2 separate regions of the Mus musculus genome follow, and region 2 is linked to region 1. Evidence: chromatin loops called from intact Hi-C (ENCODE). Cell type or tissue: gastrocnemius. All regions are shown on one strand.

What was found. Peaks named below come from ENCODE experiments on the same cell type or tissue, not always from the same donor. Only the 100,000 strongest peaks of a DNase experiment are listed, where the experiment ranks them.
Region 2: it touches region 1 in a loop (2.7-fold over the local background); 2 of 42 quality-filtered maps call a loop at or near these places.

Annotation. Positions count from the first base shown.
Region 1 is chr2:127,007,292-127,009,791 of GRCm38, forward strand. Ap4e1 (adaptor-related protein complex AP-4, epsilon 1) reads left to right here and starts at 1,420. Exons shown (of 21, transcript NM_175550.3): 1 at 1,420-1,609. The coding sequence starts at 1,463. In gastrocnemius, a CTCF peak has its summit at 1,326; a DNase peak (open chromatin) is centred at 1,358; H3K4me3 peaks cover 1,663 bases; H3K27ac peaks cover 2,273 bases.
Region 2 is chr2:126,813,975-126,816,474 of GRCm38, forward strand. Trpm7 (transient receptor potential cation channel, subfamily M, member 7) reads right to left here. Exons shown (of 39, transcript NM_021450.2): 25 at 714-846. Among named protein-coding and RNA genes, the nearest start is that of Usp50, 32 kb to the left of the region's middle. In gastrocnemius, no CTCF peak of the experiment used is centred here; no DNase peak of the experiment used is centred here; H3K27ac peaks cover 750 bases.

The sequences.
Region 1 (2,500 bases):
AGCCTTTTAAGCTGTTGCATAATTTTCTAGCCAATTCAGTATGCTAATGAAAGCTGTGTAAGAAGTTTTAGTGCGGGGGTGGGTGGATATGGGGGACTTTTGGTATAGCATTGGAAATGTAAATGAGCTAAATACCTAATAAAAAATAGAAAAAAAAATAAATAAAAAAAAGAAGTTTTAGTGCTGCTTGAAAAGCAGGAACAACAGAGTTTTGCTTTTTATATAGCCTACCATGTCTCTGTTTCAAATGTGTAATTTTTCTTCCTTTAAACTTTGGTCCAAACAATGACCCTGTTTTACTGGCACCACAGCACAATTTGAAAAAGCTCTATTGGATAAGACGGACTAAGGGGGATAGTGAACATCACCCAGGCCAGGGGAAGGAAAGTTTCACTTTACTTTTTGGCAGTGTAGCCGCGTTCCTTTCACCCGAGTCAGAAATGTATCAGCTTTCCCCAGCATATTTTTTAGGTGGAAGAAAAAAATTGGGGGATGGGGAAAGTTAAGACAGGGTTTCATATAACTCAGGTTTGTTTTGAACTTGATATGGAGCCGGTGATGCCCTTGAATTTTCTTGCTCCTCCTTCCAGTCTCAAGGGCTGGGATTTCAGGCAACAACCACTACATGGCTGGAAAGTAAGTTTTCTAATTTAAACTAGTGAAAGGGCCTAAAGTTAAAAAAACACACACACACATACACACACACACAGTAAACAAAACTTTACGTAGGCATAAAATATTAAATTCTAAAGAAAATCTGTTTTAAATAATTTAAATATTGAGATTTTTCAATAAATTAAACTTTTTTAAAAAAAGATTTATTTATTATTATAAATAAGTACCCTGTTGCTGTCTTCAGACACGCAACAGAAGAGGGCGTCAGATCTCATTATGGATGGTTGTGAGCCACCGTGTGGTTGCTGGAATTTGAACTCAGGACCTTTGGAAGAGCAGACAGTGCTCTTACCCACTGAGCCATCTCACCAGCCCTAAACTTTATCTTTGCATAACTATTCTGTCAGGCAAACTTTTTCTTTTGTTGAGGTGTAGGTACAAGAACAACTTCAAGATTTAAGAAAAAAATTTCACTTATCACAGACAAAGTTTCAGAGATAAGAGCTCCTACAGGTGTTAAGAACACTATAAAGATGGTAGGTCAGGTTTGTAATCCCAGCACTTGGAGGCTGGGACAGGGGAATGGCACGAATTCATTAACCTTGGGAAGTTCGAGAAAATACAAGATCATGCACACACATTTCACCGCTAATAGAATGATCATGAACTTCATGTCTCCAGAGAACTCCTCTCTCCTCCTAGACTCGTGCGCCCCCAGGCGGTGTTTCCCGGAACTTCATCCTGCTCGTCCTGCTCCGGCGCGAATAAAGATTTCTTATTCAAAACGCCGGAAGTGACTACGGAGGCCGGGAGAGTCAGCGCGAAGTAGCCTCGTAGGGAGGCAGCGATGAGCGACATGGTGGAGAGGACGCTGACCGCACTGCCGGGGCTCTTCCTGCAGAACCAGCTGGGAGGACCTGCGGCCTCCAGAGCACCCTTCTTCTCCAGGCTGGGCGGCCTCATCCGTGGCGTCACTGCACTCTCATCCAAGCACGTATGCGGCGGGGTTGGCTGGGCGGGATGGGGTGGGGCGGCGGGGCCGGAGACATCGGTCCGCTGGATGGACGCAGCCGGGCGTCCGCCTCAAGTTGCCTGTACCGACCGACCTCAGGAGGCCGGCTTTCTGATTTGGAGGCCCGAAGACCCTCCGTGTGTTTTCTCATGGGGTGCTTTGAGGATTACATGAGCTGTCAATCGAGTGAAAAAAGCCAGTATGACCTAAAGCCTGAGCTATAGGCTCCTACCAAGTTTCTCCTCCCTGTTGAGATTTTTGTTTTGTTTTGATTTTTCGAGACAGGATTTCTCTGTGTAGCCCGGGCTGTCCTGGAACTCACTCTGTAGACCAGGCTGGCCTCGAACTCAGAAATCCGCCTGCCTCTGCCTTCCAAGTGCTGGGATTAAAGGCTTGTGCCACCACTGCCCGGCTCCCTCTTGAGTTTTAATTTTTCTATTTGGAAGCATCACGTACTCGGACAGACAACCCTCATTCCCACCCCTGACAGGGCTGTTAATCTTTGCAGAGCTTGAGGTTTAGTCTAGACCAACGGGTTGGGCAAAGACGCGCTTTGAAAACTAGTAGTTACTATAGAAGTTATTAAGTTCCCACGTACTTTGTATGGTACTGACTCAAAGCCTCAAGGAGTGTTTGTCTTAAAAACATAATATTGTGTCATACTTTCTTCAGCAAGTATTTATCAAGCACAACTATATGTTAAGTAATGAAAATAGCAAAACACTTTTCTGTCTATTTTCTGTCCATTTTAGACTTAACATAAATAAGTAACTACAGTGCAGTGTAAATGCCTGCAGCATGGAGAAGAGAAACAAGATGCCTTTAAAGGTTTAAAACGGGCTTGTGTTCTCACTGGAAGCTGGTGTGTGGCAG
Region 2 (2,500 bases), 190 kb before region 1:
TGAGTCTATTCACAAAATCTATATACACCTGCATATACAAAGGCCCACCATCAGTGTCATACACAAACACCATATGCTTATACTATGAAATAAAAAAATTGTGAGGAAATAAAAGCTTTAAAATAGTCATGACAGTTTTATTTTCTCTTCTCAAATAATTAAGAACTCCAACTCTTCTCTCCTTTGCAACTACAGTCAAAAAATTAAGAGCACTAATGCTAAGTACCAGACTCAGAGGTACACTTCTTAACCAAGAGTGAGGCCTGGAATTGACCCTCAGCACCACTAAGAATAAAATGGGTTAAACAGTGGCTGAGTGCTTAAGAGCACTTGCTGGTCTTTCATACACCATGCTCATGGTGGCTCACAATTGTCTGTAACAACAGTTCCAGAGTTCCAGGGGATCCAATGCCTTCTTCTGACCTCCAAGAGAAAGATGTATGTATGTGCATGTGCACACACACACACACACACACACACACACAAACCAGTAGGCAAAGTACCCATTCATGTAAAATAAAAATAAAGTTTAAAAATATATTTATGAAAATTAAAATAAAATGTATCTACTGGGTTTAAATGTAGTAGACCTGTTTTCTCAAGGTGTAAATATGAAACTTCTTACTTCTTAAAATAAACTGAACAGCGAACATGTATCAACTAACAGGATTCATTCTGACATACAGTCAAAAATAATTAAAGAGCATACAAACCTTTCAAAAGTGACCCGGATTCTCTCTTCACTCCCAGAATTGAATTTGTCATCTTTCTCATCAAAGTACATCTCAACACACTGCTCTTCAAAATCATGGAGTTTCTTTTGATCTTCTTCTGTTAAGAAAAGTTCTAAGGAGAAGCCCAGAAAGAAATTAGAACACAAAACATAAAAGGCTACCTCTACCAGGTTTTCAGACTTCACGGTTGCCTTTTTATTTATCTATTTGAACAGGGGCCCTCTACACAGCTTATCCATCCATCCATCCATCCATCCATCCAATAGACAGGGTCTTTCTACAAAGCCTGGCTGTCCTAGCTCACTATGCAGACCAAACTAGCCTGGAACTCATGGACACCTCTTTGTTTCTGCCTCCCAAAGCTGGGGTGACAGACTAGTACCACCATGCCCACCAAGTTTTACATATTTTTTTAATTCCACTTTTCTTACTATAGCCCTTTTCTATTTCTCTCAGCTCTCTTGTCACATATCTTATCAGAGAAAGAAAACCATGGATAATTTAAGTACAACTGACATGGTGATTTACCCCTAAGTAGTATAAAGATGCACTCTTTTTTTTTTTTTTTTTTTTTTTTTTTAACAGAATGTTAAGAATGGCTTCTAGAGGGCTGGTGAGATGGCTTAGTGGGTAAGAGCACCTGACTGCTCTTCTGAAGGTCCGGAGTTCAAATCCCAGCAACCACATGGTGGCTCACAACCATCTGTAATGAGATCTGACTCCCTCTTCTGGAGTGTCTGAAGACAGTTACAGTGTACTTACATATAATTAAAAAAAATAAATCTTAAAAAAAAAAAGAATGGCTTCTAGAACAGGTAAAATGATATAGCTTACATTACCATTTAAACATCAAAACCCTTAGATACCATTTCCCAACAACAATAACCCGTAAGTACCATTCTCCAAAAGAAGTTAAATCTAAATGGACTTTTGTATGTATCGTATTACTTTGCTTTTGTTTAATGAACAATAGTTTACTCTGAGCCAAATATGAATTATGGCCCCAAAACAGAGATTTAAACTACCCCAAATTCCATGTTCAAACATAAAAGCAAATTCATGAGGATTTCATAGTACCAGAACAGATAGTCATAAATCAAGACATTTTTCAAATACACATAACAGACATCTTAGCTATAAGGCTCAGATATGACTTAAGTATTTTGACTGGTAGAAAATTAGGGTGTTAAAGTCAACACATATTAAATTGTTCTATCTGTAATCAGGATGTTAAGTCTGACACAGGATGGGAAGTGGGGGATGGCTGCAAGGAACGGTTATTTAGCAGGCTAAGAATAGCCCAAGATAAATAACCCACAACATTCCACACTCTGCACAGTGACTGGCATGTTAATCAGTCAGCCTGCCTCTGCAGGCACAGCTTCTTTTCTGCAATTCTCATTCACAGTTCCCCTGTGGTTGAAACATCACACTTTGTGCATGTGGGAAGGGGTCATATATTACTATCAAATATTATAGTATAAAACCCCACATAGCTAGGATGGGTTAGTCATAGTAACCCATAGTTAGTTAAGCAGGACAGCACGATCCTGATCCAGACATAACTCTATGTCTCTGTATGGCTAATGTAACAGTTACATGGGACAGGTAAGAGGACTAGTATACTTAAAATACTCAAGAACCCGGCTTGGTCGAATAATGTTAAAGTAGCAGTAGGTGTGCTAATCAACCAAAAGGTCCTTGGCATGTATCAAACTACTTAAACAGATTCCTTTATTTTCTCTCCGTATCTGGTTAAACATTTG